2 separate regions of the Homo sapiens genome follow, and region 1 is linked to region 2. Evidence: chromatin loops called from intact Hi-C (ENCODE). Cell type or tissue: B cell. All regions are shown on one strand. Links, peaks and the distances in the headings refer to the core of each region. The heading gives the core; the rest is flanking DNA.

Region 1 (8,329 bases), core at 20-8,019, 260 kb after region 2:
ACGGAAGTCCCAATCAACTGGAGATAGACAAAGCTTTCAGGAAGATTTGAAAAGATTAATGTGTTTTAAAGAAGGGTTTGGCATTACTGAGGTGATTTTCTAAACAAAACTCAAGAGTACGCCTCCTTGTACCTCTGTGAGTTCTAATGGATGCGTAGAACCTTAGGAACTCCTCTCCTATAGTTAGAAAACTGGGGAACTTTTTTTCTTTTCTTTTTCAAGTGACCTACTATTAATATATCCTATTTTTTCTCTGTATTTAAGAAGGCCAAATAGAAAATAATGCTGATATGGGAGTAACTGTTCACATTGAGAAATGAGAACAGAATCCCAATCTCATTTATTGTCTATACTTGGACCTGTTTACTATTCTTAATTGGAACAAGACATTATCATTTTTAGTGTAAAACACCTAAATTCTATACACTATGTTTTAATTCCTGCAGCTATCCGAGAAGCGAAGAAATCTTGCCAAGTGACCAAGTCACTTATGTGAGCTATCCCCATGTACCGAGGGTAGGTATCGCAGTTTCCAGCAGAAAACCCCTATCTGTCCTGGCTGATCAGTATCTTTAATCCTACTTTCTCTGGCTTTGACAGCACTTGGTCCAAACCTAAAGGGCAGAGAGAGCTTCAGAGTTCCAATGACACTTGGTGCTCCAATGACAATGAGATGACGGAAGAACAAAATATTTTTAATAAGCAATCTTTTCCAAAGATGACTGGACATAAGGCACTGTCAAAAAGCAATTCCCAGAGACACCCTCTGGTCCCTAAACAATACTGCGAAGTCAGAAATGGCAAAAACCTACATACTAAGAAATAGGGTAAACCACTCATAAACTACCTATTAATTGTTGAAAAGAAGTTGATACTCCCCATCAAAAAATTAACAACCATCAAAAAAGCTTATGTGCCGAATGCTGGTTTAGCGGCCAGATGTAGTGCCGTGGAGGAGTAACGTGGTACCATGATGGATCCAGGCATATTCAACATTCCTGCGACAGTGACCATGGAAGAGCTGTGCATTTGTCCTGAAGATGTAGGGGGTGGCGGGGTGGAGACAATCTATCATTAAAGTAGACTTAAGTGGAGTATCATTCAGAAGATACCACCTTCCCCCACCACCAAAGAAAACACAATAAAAGAATCTCTCATACATGTATCTGAGACACTAGATCATTACGCTCTGAGATGAATCCCCCACATGTGTGGTCTTGTCCCCATCTTCTGCCAGATGCAGAATCATCTACAGGGATTTTTAAAACTGCCTCCATTTTCAGGTCACGTCTCTGTAACATGCAAAGACATACACAGTTTTTCTGTTCTTAGTAAGAACAGAAAAACCTGTCATTTTGAGATATCGTGACACAGAAAGCTTGGTGCGCAAGAAAACATTCCACGTTACCACCGCATTTACAGTCAAGAAGATTCCTAGACAGCCCAAAGCCCAGAGCAAAAAGCTGGATAGCGCTGGTGCCTCAAGCCCAAGGAAGGGCACAGCTGGGCCACTACAAAAGGAAGCTGGTCTCTTCGGCAAACAGACCATCTGTGCCAAAGAACATTCCAACTAACAACAGTGCTGTACAAGCTCGGGAGGAATCAGCAATCAATTTGTAAATGTTCAAGATAAAACCAGAAAAATCTTTGAAAAAGAATAAAACTGCAGGGACTTACATACCTCCATGTCTGGCCTAAACTTATCTTCAAATACAGCCATTGCTGCCAAGGAGCCAGAACCTGCAAGAAAAAGGTGCACTTTTAGTGTATTTTATGATATCCCAGCTTATCCATCTCAAGTTTACCTAGGGGCAAGAAAAACAGCAAAACATGCCCAGTGTCTCATTCAAGTACAGTGTAAATATTAATTCTACAGGGCCACATAAACCAGGTAAAAACAGTGCTCTTCAAAAGCCTGGAGTCACACTTACCACTATCTAAGGTAAATCTGCAACTGGTCCTACTTCCACCACTGACAGGTATAATTGTAAATTATTCACAATAAAATGCTGAAGCATGAAAATGAGGTTATGGAGAATTTGGATTTTGTTCAAACAGTGACTGCCACATAATTTCCCGTGTTCTATGCTGTGAGTCTAGTGCTCCATATTGTGCCTTGGCAGGCTGCTGGGTATAGCGCTAAATACCAAGCCAGTTCCAAAGAAAAGATTGTTTTAATGAGCTGGCCCTGGTAGAGTCACCTTGACACGCAGGGAAGAAACTACCGCACCAGCAATGGTAATAGGACTGCGAGCAGCAGCCACCAGGTTATTCCAGCTACAACTGTAAAACACTTTATTATGTGGCATTTATTTGGAGCTATTATTTTTAGTTTGTACTTTGAAGAGTAACAGCTGAATAGACAAAATGACAGACAAAGAAACAAAAATTTATTATCACAATAGCAAATGGCTGAAAGGTTATGCTGCATAGGTATTAACGGATAGCAAATTTATCCCTACAAAAGTAGGACGTAAAGCCATTACAAATAAGCGTGGGCTCCCTTTGAATGGATGCAAAAGGCAGCTAAGCACTCCTTGAAAATTTAAATTTGCTTTGTTCAAAAACCAGAGAATCTTTAGAAAATCATCATCTTGTCTTTACAGGTCCTGGCAATATTTCAGGATACTCCACTTTTGGAGAGAGGATAGAGTTGCCCACAATTTTTTACTCCAATTAGAAGATTTTTTTGGCATTTATTACTTTTTAACTTGTTTTGCATAACACTATCTATTTAGCTGGGTCACAGAGAAAACCATATTTTCTATTTAAAATGATTTGTGTACATCGCTTGACCACCTCAATGGTTTAGCAAAGGAAAAAGGCAGCGATTAAACAGTTTCAAATGAGGTGTCCTGCTGATTTTATCAAGTCTGCTGAATGTATAATGAAAAAGGAGAAGCTGACAGCAACGCCGCATTGAGAAAATACAGACTACCTTATCTGAACCATTTAAGGAGGTCCAATTATAGATCAAATTTAAAGGGTAGAAACAGCAGATTTACAGACACAAATCAATGAACATGGTAATCCCGATGAATATGACAGATACTCCTGTTAGGGAATATTGCTGCGGTTGAGGATCATTACCTTCACAGTACCGGATACATCACATCTAAAGCCATAGGAAGCGTCAAGTGTAAACCAGCATTACAAGCAATGACTATTCATTTAGGCTTTGGGAGCAAAAGGCAACCCGATTTTCCCCTCCTCACAATTTTTTTCTCCTTAAAAAAAAAAAAAAAACTAAAATGGTGATCTAAAGGGACATTAAAAGCCCTCTGAAAAGGAGATAGAAATTAAACAGATATAAAACTAGTAAACTCAGATAAAACTAGCACATATGTGAGAGCAAATTCAGCAAAACAAACCTCTGAATTTCAAAGTAAACATGTCCTTGAAGATGTGGAAACAGGGTCAAACTCCACCAATGTTCTGTGAGTCACATATTTACTCTGAGATTCAGGGGTCAAGGGGGAAAGTTAACCTAAGTTGCTGTTTTCAGGCCCAGGTGAGAACCAGTCTCAGACTTACTAGTAAAAGCAAGCTGGTTTTGTGTGGAAAGCGAAAGACAGCTGCCATGAACGAACGAGGCAACTGCAAATGAAGAATCTCAGGAAAAAATACTCCCAGATATAGACCAATCCTGCACAGCACTGATGAGCAGACTGGTCTCTTCCAACAAAGTCCAAGAATATCTCCACGAAGAACACAAGGGTAATCAACCAGAGGCCAGAAATAAACATTTAAAAAAGGACAGGGAGAAGACAGGTATTTAGCTAGGAGCTAACAACTTGTGGAAAACTGTAATGAATTGTTAAAAAAGAAAAACAAGCTTACCTTAAAGGCATTTTTCCTTAAAAATCACTAGCTGTTTTTTCCTCCGGGGCCATTCCTTTCCTTGGCAGTTGCACAGTAAATTTTTTTTTTTTTGCTCTATTCTTTTTCCTAGGCACATATATTTCCTTCTGCTCAGCTTCACTCAATAATTTAAGAAATGAAAAATATTTCCCTCCCCAAATAATTATTTCTTTAAAACCTTTTTCCTGGCCGGGCGCGGTGGCTCACGCCTGTAATCCCAGAACTTTGGGAGGCCGAGGTGGGCGGATCACAAGGTGAGGAGATTGAGACCATCCTGGCTAGCACAGTGAAACCCTGTCTCTACTAAAAATACAAAACATTAGCCGAGCATGGTGGTGGGCGCCTGTAGTCCCAGCTACGCAGGAGGCTGAGGCAGGAGAATGGCATGAACCCGGGAGGCAGAGTTTGCAGTGAGCCCAGATCGCGCAACTGCACTCCAGCCTGGGCGACAGAGCAAGACTCTGTCTCAAACAAAAAAACAAACAAACAAAAAACCTTTTTCCTGCCTAGAAACAATATTACAGACAAAATTTCTATAAGTGGAAATAACACACTAAACCCACAGACTCTTGGAACAAAAGAGTTTCTCCAATGTGGGGAGGCTCTCTACATTATCAGACAGGCATATAAGACAAGTAAACATAGGACTTGGGGCTTTTACTACACTGTATTTCTGGCTTCCCCTTTTTATACCTCAAAAAATACATACATACACACACACACACTCTCTCTCTCGAGAAATTTTCTGAAAAGCAGGAGCTTCCCAACCTGATTCTGCTTCCCATGAAATCAAAGACAAGAGGGCCCCAAAATAAACTTGAAAAGAAAGGGAAATTCAACATTAAAAATAATTTCTAAATCACTTGCAAATTAGCTCCTGCTCCCAGCTTTTCAGGAAAGGAGGACTTTGGCGCCCCCTTTTCAGAAATACACAGAAGTGTTTGGAGATAGAAAACCTGTCAACAGGTTTGTAGATACCTCTGAATGTGTGTCTGCCATTTAGAAAACTGGGGTGAGAATTTCAAATACAGCTGCAATTGCCTGAAGTGACAAGAGAACATAATTTCAAGGCAATGCAGTGGGGGACACAAGGAACAAGAAGTTGGCCATTTAAAAAAAAAAAAAAAGATGGTAAACTCAGGCCAGTATTCTTTAAAGATAATTTCATTCAAGTTTCCTAGATACTGGTCCAACATCCAAAACTACATACAATAAATCACCAGTCAAATGCCATTCTACTACAGCCACCATGTGACCTGTAAAACATTAATATATTACATCCTCTTTTCCCTATAAACCACTAATAATGCCCTGAGACATTCTGTTATTTCAGCATCAACTACCTAAGCTGGCACTCTCTTCATACACAAAACCAAGGCGAAAATCTTTTGAAGGATCATTTGCTCTGATTTTTTATTCCAAAAGCAGAGACATCTTAGACATCAGAACTGTCTGGTTTCCCATTAAAGAACAGATACACAGAAAAGCCAGGGGACAGCGTGGCCAGGACTGGGCCTCTGCTGTACACTCGAGTATGCCAGTGAAGGAAAGGCAGGTCAGAGAGGACGTGCCCTCCACAAATGCAGGCTATGCTCCATGAGCAAGGGTGAGGCCTCAGAGAACTTACTCCAGTCAGGAGGAGAAGGAAGCCAAAGAGAAGAACAAGGGCCTTCTGCTAAGCACCCGCCAGGTGCCATGCGGCCTATTTTAGGTCATTTCATCATCCTCATAGCAACCCACTAATGTGAGAAAGCTCCTTGTCTAGGACTACAGGAAACAAGCACAGGGGTGGGATTCCTGTCTCAGCTGTTGACCCTATGTCGCGCTCTCATACAAAAAGTCCTATATGCTACAATACAGTTGAGAGAGGACACGCAAGACCTTCCATGACCAGGTTTCTACCTCCTTCGGCTCCCTCCCATCCCCCATACACACCCCTGATACTCCACCAACACCACGCTGCCCATGATTTCCTAAATGCCCGTGCCAGTTCAAGCCTATCTCACAGAGCACATGGCAGTCCACAGAACTCCCAGTCACCCTTCAAACTCCAGCTGAGAGATCACTTCTTCCTAGAACCCTTCCTTGGTCACTCCCCTCCACAGGGTTTATCACTCTCATCTCTGCAACTTGTCCATCCTTTCATATCTGCAGCCTCCATCCCCAACAGTCTCTGACACATGGCAGCATTAGGAGAGACGCTTATTGAATGAAGCTGCACTAAAAGTGAGGCCAACTACCCAAATGAGGGAGCCAAAAAAAACTCTAAGCTGCCCCTGAAGGTGTGAGGATAGCAGTAAATGCCTGGATAAGGTGTAAAGCAATATTTATCGCCTAGTTTACCATACTAGGCTGAATATAAGACAAACTCAAGTGTAGAGCCAGTTCAATTTTCAAAAAGGAAAAAGGGCCTTAAAAACCACAAAACCAAGTCCTGTTATATGTCCTAGTCCAGTCCAAACCACTGTGATATCACAGGAGTGAATGGCCTTTCCTGGATTTCTGCACTATATTAATACTACTGACGCTCTCGGTCTCATCAGTAGTTTCCATGAAGCTGCTCCTTAGCAACCTTCCCCAAGCCTGCCTTTCAGCACACCCACGGTTACTGAGTACCCAGTACTGCTTCCAGAACAAAGCTCTTTAAAACAGAAAAACAAGGTGCAATTCAGTGACCAGCACTTAGGTGAATGTAAGTGAGGACACTATGATGGCTACCTAGTCCCCTCAGACTGACCTCCTGCATCCACTGCCCTCCCCCAAGCCCACCTACACACCCTGTTCAACACCCGCCACCCCAACCCACCAAGAAGCCGGGCTGTGGAGAGACAGGGAGGCAGGGAGGACAAATGTCTCTTTCCCTTTCACCTGCAGGGCACTCCCCCATCCACTGCAGACACTCCACAGCTGCTCCAGCTAGGTCCTCATTCAAAGCTCCTCCTGCAACCAATGCCCTGTGGAGTCCTGGAAAGAGCACCTGGCCTGCTTCCCAGCTCTGTCAGGGCCGGACTCACCCACAGACCCTCTTGTCACCCACATCTGCTGCGCCCCAGGAGAAGGAGTCCCAAGCACCAGTTCCACAAGGACCACACCTCCAGCCAGTCTGTTACAATGAAACATCTTATAATAGCAGGCCCACTAGCTTATAAACAAAATTACTAGCTCCTTTAAGAATGTAAAATAAAAGCCCTGAAACTCCGAAAAATACATGCAACATGCAGAACATTAATAACTAAAAAGAGCTCACAGATAACTACATCAAGACTCCAAGAGAGAAGACAGTAGTTTACGAAAGAGAAAAGGTAGAGGCCTATATACATTAAGCAACACTGATCAAGTTCACTAGCAATCAAAGAAATATGAATTGAAGTAAAATAACTACCTTTTGCCTTTTTAATTAGCAAAGATTAAAAAGAATAATAGTGCTGACAAAGGTGTGATCAAATGGGTACTTTGACACACTTGGAGAAGCAGAAATGGATAGAACTCTTCTAATGGGCAATGTAGAAACATCGATTGGAAATCATACAGCTATACATACCCACCAAACCAGCAAATCTCTTAGGGACTTATTCTAAAGAAACACATGGACAAGTACCCAAGTCACGTATCTTAAAAGATCATTGTTTAGATTAAAGGGGAAAAAAAAAATACCTGGAAGTAAATGTAAAGGTTCAACAATCAGGAGCCAGGGAAAATAAACAATAAAATACTATACACACAGACATTAAACATGACAAAGTAGAAGTACATTTTTTTGGCAATGGGAAGAGATCCATGCTATAGTATTTAGTGGGGGAAAAACATGTTCTAAAGCAAAATTAACAGACATGCTTATGCACTATATATTATACAAACCTGGAAGCATATAAATCAAAATATTAAGCTTATTTCTGGGTGGTGCTATTTTCTTTTTACTTGTATTTTTAAATTTTTCTTCAAAGTGCAGGCATTAATAGCAATTTTTTAAGGTATAAAAAATTGAAGAAAATCCAACATTGTGAGGGGATGGAAAAAACAAGCAAAAGACCAAGACTTTGCTAGCTGTCACAGTCTCCGTGTAACAGCAGCAGCAGGCAGCTTATTCCTTACATTTGTATACAAGGGCCTAAAGGTCAATCCATGCATGAGTCAACAGACCCAAAGAACAACAGCAATCAATCATCACAAACAAATACACCATGTCTCTCCTGCCTAACGTCCTTAGGAGGGCTTCCTTAGGACCGTCTTAGAGGTACAATCATCTTAATAATGAAGTCCTCTGAGCGTTTCAGCATGGGGCTAGACCCCACTTATCCAGAAGTGTACTCTTGGCAAACACAGCACTGAACAAACTACAACAGATGCACACGGTACTTAAGAACTTTCACAGCACAGTCACATCAGTTTTGTTTGCTCTTCAGGCATGGCAAGTAGTAGTAGTCCCATTTTACAAAAGGAGAATAAAGCTCAAAGATAAGGAACGTGC
Region 2 (8,329 bases), core at 170-8,169:
GATCCTCCAGCCCAGTCCAACCTGCAGATCATTTGCAGCCCTGCTGACATCTTACTAAAATCTCAGGAGCAACTCCGCCAGAACTGCCCAGCCAATTCCCCCTCACCAAATTCCCAACTCAGAGGAATCAGGAGAGATATTACATGATGACTGCTGTTTGAAGCCATTACATTTTGGGTTGATTTATTATGAGGGTTGATTATTAACACATGGGACTCTTGGCTCAGCACCCCCCTAGTAGCAGTGGCAGCCAGCAGAGGGAGACTCGAAGCTTTCCTGTGTTGTTCAGAGGAAATATGGATGACTAAATTTTGGTATATCTATACTCTGGTATACTGTAGCACTATTAAAAAAAAATGAAGTAGGCCAGTCACAGTGGCTCACACCCATAATCCCAGCACTTTGGGAGACTTGAAGCTTTCCTGTGTCGTGTAGAGGCAGTGGTAAGAGCCAGGGCCACTGTGAGGCAAGAGAGGGTGACTTCAGGCCAGAGGGAATCTGGGTGGGGCTTTTGGGCTATGGCCTGGATGGAGGATGAGAAATTACAGTAGCCTCAGCCTTCAGTCTGAACACTTGTAGGGCACATGGCAACCAGGGAGAGGGACACAGTCCCAGAGGCCAGAGAAGGCAGATGGTGACTCTGAGCCTATGGCCCCAACTCTCCCTCCCCCACACAAGGCCACTGATATGTTTTGGCTGTGTCCCTACTCAAATCTCATCTTGAATTATAGTTCTCATAATCCCCAAGTGTCATGGGAGGGAGCCGGTGGAAAGTAATGGAATCATGGTGGTGATGGTTTATAAATGGCTTTTACTCTCTTCACTCAGCTCTCATTCTCTCTCCTGCCACCCTGTGAAGAGGTGTCTTCCACCATGATTGTAAGTTTCCTGAGGCCTCCCAGCCATGTAGAACTGTGAGTCAATTAAATCTCTTTTCTTTATAAATTACCCAGTCTTGGGTATTTCTTCATAGCAGCATAAGAATGGACTAATACAGCCACCTAAGCCACACTTCCCCTTAAGCATCCAGGCACAACCACTGGAGAGAAGCGAGACAAGGGAGCTATCTGGGGAGATCAGGAACTACAAGAAGGACCAGTTTAGATGATTGGACTGGACAAATGGAATCCACACATAGGGGAAAGTGTCCTATTGTTCCCACTGGCCAATGGTTGTGGGGCTCAAGAAGACAAAATAAAGAAACAACATTTATCCACATTTCCAAGTTGTAATGTGAATAACATTTGTGATCTTGCGAGCTACACACACACACACACACACACACACACAAACACATGCACATGTAAATAGAAAACATCTGAAAGGATCTATGATCAATTGATAACAGTGATTACTCCTAGAGAGAGATTTTTTACTCTATTGGTTTTGTTTTTATTTTTAAAAATGTATTTATCTCTCTTTTTTTGCTAAAAGCATTGAAGGGGGAGAGAGAAGAAGAAAGTATCAGGTGGTGGAGGAATACGTCTGAAAATGATCGTTGGGTAGGCAGGTCTGGGTTAGGAATCCTGGATCCACAACTTACCTGCTGTGTGTTGGAGGGCAAGTTAATAAATCCCTCTGAGCCTCAGTTTCCCCATCTATACAATGGGGGATGGCAATAGGACCTCCTTCCTAGGACAACGGTAAATATTCAGTGAAATAACCCATGTAAAGCATTCAGATCAGCACCTGACACGAAGTCAATGTTAACTTTTGTGTATAACAAATCCTATCATCAGCATGTTTTGCTTTTGTTCATTATTTTGAAAGATTAGAAATTCAGAAAAATCAAGAGAATAGTATAATAATCACACATAATCATTCCACCTAGATTCACAGCAAATATACAGGCATGTGTTCTCCCTTTTAAAAATGAACCAAACATTACAGATCAAGCTGCAGCCCTCCCAGCCACCCCCGGGCTCCCCTCTGGCCTCCTTTCTCCTGGGCAGGTCCCAGCAGGAGTGTCATGCATTTGCTTTTGCTCCAGTCATTCTCCCAAGTGCAGCTCCCGTGCTGGGTGGTTGGAGGCCTTATACCCTGAACCCGATGATGCAGAGAGGGACGCCTAGAGACACAGGTGGCAGGTGAGCAGCAGGCGAGGCAGGAGGAGCCATCCAAGGGAGGGCCCCATGAGCTGCCCCACAGAAGGGGAGGTGAGAAGAGGGCCGGAAGCTGTTCCAGGCGCCTGATGGGCTCTGAGATCTGCCAGTTTCCTGACAATGGTTTAGTCATGATCACCTGCACACAGTCCCAGGGCCACTTGCAATGTCACCTGCACAGTTAGCCCCACCTCCCAGTGTCACCAATACAGTCACAGAGTCACATAGAATGTTCCCTGTACCATCAGCCCCATCACCCCATGTCAATCCAACACATACAACGTCACCTGCCCATTAGCGAGTCTCACTATGCACAGCCAACACTCACTCATGCTGTCACCTGCACAGCCACGCAGTCACTCACGACCTCACCTGCTCACGCCCAGTCCCATCGCAGTGTCACAGGCACAGTCATGCAATTTCCACAGCAGCGTCCACACAGTCCCTCATGGTGTTGCCTGCACACAGCCACGCAGTGTCCCAGGCACAGTCACACACAATCCCACAGAGTCACCTGCCTGCAACCAGCCACGCACAGTCATTTGCCGTCCCATGCTTGCCGCCCCCAGCCTTGCCAGGGGGTCTGACATCACAAACAGTGTCACAGGCAGACCCCTCCCCTGCAGAGCCCTGCCCACAGACCCCACTGCCCACCATGTGCCCGCCGGTCAGCCTGGGCTGGGGCTGCCCTGGTCAGAGGCCTGGGCCTGCCTTTGCCCTCAAGCTGGCTCTTCAGGAGCAGCTTGGGTTCCACTTGAGCCCCAAGGATGATACTGGAGCCGGGGGCCTGCTGCTGCTGGAAGCAGAGCCAACGCAAAGAAAAGCCTTTGTTCTTGGTGGGTCGGTCATTAAGAGGAGCCCGAATCCCTCTGCCAGCCCCTCCCCTCCAACAAAGGAACAAAACAGCAGCTATTTTTAGACTCGTGTCAAACTCCCCCTCAGACCCTGGGTGGGGAGTCCCGGTAGAGGGGCGTCTGCGAGGGCTCTAATGAGCCTGCGGCCGGCAGGTCCTGCTCTCCAGGCAGCTGGCCCTTGGCTCTGCCGGGGGAGAAGCGAGCCCAGGATACTCCAGAGACAAAGAGGAGGGCCAGACAATGAGAACAATGCCCGGAGCCCCAGGATGCCCACTTCCAGAGAGCAACCCCCACTCTTTGGAAGGAGGTCTCCCTGGACACAGGGCAAGGGCATCAGGACACCCCCTACCTTGTGTAATCCTCCAGGCACCTCACTGGCTCCGTGTCCCAGAGGAGGCAAGTGACTTGCTTGGAGGGGCAGGTGATTTCTGCTACATGAACCTTGTGTGATGGGATACTCTGGATGGCCCAGATCCAAGTCTGATGGTCCAGATCCCAGCTCTGCCCCTTACACTTGTGTGGCCTCAGGCCTCAGTTCCCCCACCTGTAAAATGGAGATGAGGCCAGTCACGGTGGCTCACACCTGTAATCCCAGCACTTTGGGAGGCCGAGGTGGGCGGATCAACTGAGGTCAGGAGTTTGAGATCAGCCTGGGTAACATGGTGAAACCCCGTCTCTACTAAAAATACGAAAATTATCTGGGCATGGTGGCGCGCACCTGTAATCCCAGCTACTCAGGAGGCTAAGGCAGGAGAATTGCTTGAACCTGGGAGAGAGAGGTTGCAGTGAGCCAAGATCGCACCACTGCTCTCCAGCCTGGGCAATAGAGTGAGACTCAGTCTCAAAAAATAAAATAATATAAATAAATAAAATGGAGATGATAATTCTCGCCTCCACAGTTGCTTTGAAGAGTCTGGGGGATAAGACCTGGGCACATAGCAGGTCCTCAGCCAGTCCGAGAGCCCTGGATTGTGTGGGCTCCTTGCCAAGCAAGGGCTTTGTCTTGTTCAAAGCTGGATCCAAGGGCCCAACGCACTGCCGGGCACATAGTAGGTTCTCAATAAATATTTGCTCAAGAGGTTAATGAAGGGTCCTTACCAGCCTTCAGCCCTACAGGCTTGACCCAACTTAAGCCACTTTCTTCCCAAGCGCTGCTCCCCAGCCTCCTCTTGGAAAGAAACTTGCTGGCTAGGGTGGAGCCCTCGTCTGCAGGTGAGAAGCTGCCTCCCCAGGCTGGAAGTCCCATGCTGCAATGACAGCGTTCTGACACCAGGGGGCGCAGTCTCTTAAGGTTTCCACAGCAGCCTGGGTCCTTCCCGCGGGGGCCTGGAGGGCTGGAGAGGATGCGGCCCACCCGGTGGGGCACCTGCCCACCCTCGTTAGCGGAGATCTACGGGGTCGTTCTAAAACTCTATGGAGCAGCAGCATTACAACCAAGTCATCATCCCTCAAAGCTTAGAAAGAAGCACTTCTTCAGGTCTCGCCTCCTCCACTGACTTTAAGCCACTTTCTAGTGCCCTGTCCTCAAAGACTATCTATGGTGACCCCCTTGCTCCCCAATTCTTGCCCGACCAGACTTCAAGATTCCTTGTTCTGTCATCCTTCTGTTCCCCCAGCTGGGGAAGCCCAGACCATCAGAGCCGGAAGGGTCTTCCTAGTTGATCTCATGGTCTTCCAGCCCATTCTACAGATGGGAACACTGAGGCCCACAGAACAGAACTGCATCCTCCAGGCTGAACAGCAAGGAGGAAGCAGCCAAGACCCATGCCCAGGCTCTCTTTTTCAGCTGGCGCCATTTTGCTCATGGATTGTTTCACTGTTGTTCTAGGGAAAGGGAGAATGGGGAAAAAGGAGGGAAGAGAAGGGGAAAAAGGGAAGGGAAAAGGGAAAAAGGAGGAAGAAAGATCCTGAGCCTTCTTATTCTGTTCCAGACCCTAGGCGTTCCTCTTCACCCTCGGCATTTCCCTGAGTCCTCTACAAACCCTTGAAAAACAACCCATGATTATCTCCATTGATGGATGAGGAAAGTGAGGCCGGGTGAGGTTGCCCCAAGTTTCACAGCTAACAAATAACAGTACCAGTATTTGCCCCAGGGCCATCTGATTCCCAAATTGTATATGGTTCAACCTAATACAGCAGAAAGAAATTCCCACATTCTTTCTGCTGTATTAGGTTGAACTGCATAAAATTGCTGTTCCCATGGCCAGGCATGGTGGCTCAAGCCTGTAATCCCAGCACTTTGGGAGACCAAGGCAGGTGGATCACTTGAGGTCAGGAGTTCAAGACCAGCCTGGCCAACATGGTGAAACCCTGGCTCTACTAAAAATTAGCCAGGCGTGGTGGCACGTGCCTGTAATCCCAGCTACTTGGGAGGCTGAGGCAGGAGAATCGCTTGAACCTGGGGAGGGGGAGGCTGCAGTGAGCTGAGACCACCCCACTGCACTCCAGCCTGGGTGACAGAGTGAGACTCCATCTCAAAAAAAAGTAAAAAATAAAATAAAATAAAATTGCTGTTCCTGTAGGTCGAAATTTTTCAAATATCTGGTATGCTTAAACTCAACACTATGCCAAGGGAAACCCTTATCCTGAAGGTAAGAGCCATTTACTAGAATACTCTGGTGGCAGTGGGGGAGGGGAAAACCTATTTCTTTAGGTGCAAAACACCCTGGGGAGACTGCTATTCCCTCCACCCCACCCCCAAAGCCCAGATCAAGATCCTGGAGTGGCTGCCTGACTCTAGAGGCCCAAGTTCAAGAACTTCTGACCACAGAGGGGTCACACAGCATGGGCAGGAGGAGCTTTAGGGTGAAAAGTCCTTGGGTGGGAATGTGACTTCTCCAGTGATGCCAGGGAGGACCCTTGGAAGAGAGATGAATCTACATAGTATAAACTTAGAATGTCACAGAATGCCACAGAATATCATGACTAGAATGCCACAGAGTGCTATAGAATGTCCAGGAATGTCGTAAAATGCTCTGGAATGTCAAAGAATGTCACGGGGTATTCTGAATTCTTGTAAATGTCAACGGATGTCATAGAATGCTGCAGATCATTGTAAATGTCATGGAATGTCAAGGACCACCTTCCGAAGACAACGTCATCAGACAGTGCTGCAGATAGCTGTAAATGTCATGGAATGACTTAGAACATCATCATGCTAGACCGTTGTCGGGTGTTACAGAATGTCAGCACCACAGAATGTCACGGAAACTTTGAGACAGCCGGAAAGGACTTTGGTGATCATCCAGGTTCACCTGCTCATTTTGCAGATGGGAAAACTGAGGTCCGGAGAGAGAAAGGGCCTTGTCTAGTGAAGCTCAAGCAGATGGTCGTTGGCAAATGCAGATTCAAAATCTGGGTCTCTGGACTCTCCACCCAGAGCAGCCTCCCTCGGCTCAAGGCTCTTGGGGACTAATTAACCCTGTGATGGAAACAATGGTGCCTAGTGGGTATTAAGCAAAACTCCCAGTTCTGACTGGCACTAGCCTTAAGTCAGAATGGGGAATTAACTCCACATGTGGGGCTTTCTGGTCTGGGAAGCAAAATAATGAGTTATTTGCACTGAAATCAACATTCCTGCTCTGCAGCAGAAAGAGGGTGGGTGTGTTGGGGGAGCCCTCGGAGGCCGCTCCCCAGGCCCTGTGCCAGAAAAGGTGCCCCCTGGCTTTCCCAGGAGACACTCCTGGCACAGACAAGGACTCCAAGGTGCCCAATCTTGTCAACAACTCTTGGCAGAGGCCCAGGGGCCCAGGAGGCTGTGAGGTGAGGGAGCAAGAAAGGGACCCCGGAGGGGGAGCATCTGATGTCACATTGGGTCTTTCCAGCCAGATGTCAGACAGCCAGGAAGAGCATTGAGTGGATGGAAGTTAGTGGGAAGCGTTGGAGGAACCCTTTGGCTCTCTTGGCAAGTTTATAGGTGAGAGATGATGGAGGAAGGAACAACAGGGCAAGATGGGCCAGGCGCAGTGGCTCAAGCCTGTAATCCCAGCACTTTAGGAGGCCGAAGCAGGCAGATCACTTGAGGTCAGGAGTTTGAGACCAGCCTGGCCAACATGGTGAAACCCCATCTCTATTACAAATAGAAAAAATTAGCCGGGCATGGTGGCACGCACCTGTAATCCCAGCTACTGGGGAGGCCGATGGAGGAGAATCGCTTGAACCCGGGAGGCAGAGGTTGCAGAGCGTTGAGATCATGCCACTGCACTCCAGCCTGGGAGACAGAGTGAGACCCTGTCTCAAAAAAAAAAAAAAAAAAAAAAAAGAGGGCAAGATGAACGTGGGTCTAGGAGGTGATCTTCCCTGGCCTCTGCACCTGACAGGCAACTCAACCATCATAAGACATGCTCTGCTTCTCTCCTTTGTTTCCCAAGCCCCACGTCTTCCCTCTCCCTCCCTCTCTCTGGTGCCAAGAGCTCCAGGACTAGTCCCTCTCCCTCCAGCCTCCTGGGTAGACCCCTTGGTCCCATAGCCCACCCTGCAAGTCCTCTGATCCTTACAGATGAACAAAGCCCTGGAGCTGCCTGCCCTAAAGGGAGATGTCAAACAAGGAGAATTTCGGGATCTGCCCCCATCGCTGATGCAGAATCCCTCCCCCTGGGTGCTGGTCTGTGGACCTTTCTGGGTTCAGAGCCCAGAGCCTGCCCAGGGTGTTCCCGTCCGTGAGGGGAGACTGGGCAGTGGCACTGAGCCAGCTTGCCAGGAAGGTCCCTCGGGCAGTCCCCGGGCTGGTCCTGGCTGACTAGAGCCACCATCACAGCTGAGGCGGGGAAACCTTGCCCCTTGGGAACTGGGCTGGCAGTGGCTCAGGGCATTACGCACCTACCCTCTTAGCAAAGCCATCCCTTCTCTCCGAGAGTTTCCTCCCTGAAGCTGTAAAAATAAGGTTCCTGCAGAGCCTGGTGGCAGAGCTGAGTTCAGGAAAGGGCACAAAGAAAAAATATACGGGAGGGAGAGGGTGAAGGGGCTCCAGCAGGGGCAGGCTGTGGTGCAGGAGGGTAGGGGAGGCCAGGGGTCATGGAGGACCACATTGGGGAGCTGCAGGGCGGTGCTCCTTTCCCTTGTCTGCACTAGTGAAGCTTTTCTCATGGGGCTCACGCCTGTGTGCTGCCGGACGCTGTCCATGTGGACACGTGTGCCTGGGTGCATGTGCTCGTGTGTACACGCACCTCTGGGGTCATTCTGCATGCTGGAGTCTATGTAGGTGACACAGGATTGCTGCAAGAGCTGAGGATAAATATGATAATGATATGCAAATTGTATGTGAGGCTTAGGAATAAGAGTAATAGAAGGCAGTGCTGGGTGCTCCTGGACCAGTCCCCTATGTGCAGGTTGGGCGCCATATTTATTCTTGTGCCAATGTCATGTACATTCCCT

What was found. A loop is a pair of places that touch in the nucleus more often than their neighbours do. Peaks named below come from ENCODE experiments on the same cell type or tissue, not always from the same donor. Only the 100,000 strongest peaks of a DNase experiment are listed, where the experiment ranks them.
Region 1: a loop joins it to region 2, with 20 times the contacts of the local background. A loop is called at or near these places in 47 of 110 quality-filtered maps.

Annotation. Positions count from the first base shown.
Region 1 is chr9:124,382,917-124,391,245 of GRCh38, forward strand. It overlaps PSMB7 (proteasome 20S subunit beta 7), which reads right to left. Exons shown (of 8, transcript NM_002799.4): 6 at 1,682-1,740. LOC124902267 (a long non-coding RNA gene) reads right to left here and starts at 1,675. Exons shown (of 2, transcript XR_007061764.1): 1 at 1,161-1,675; 2 at 1-1,034. In B cell, for the core only: CTCF peaks have their summits at 4,777 and 4,981; a DNase peak (open chromatin) is centred at 4,765; H3K27ac peaks cover 376 bases.
Region 2 is chr9:124,122,772-124,131,100 of GRCh38, forward strand. No RefSeq gene overlaps it. Among named protein-coding and RNA genes, the nearest start is that of LHX2, 120 kb to the left of the region's middle. RefSeq lists an enhancer at 188-347. In B cell, for the core only: CTCF peaks have their summits at 247 (motif pointing right), 4,221 (motif pointing right) and 4,433; DNase peaks (open chromatin) are centred at 275 and 4,240.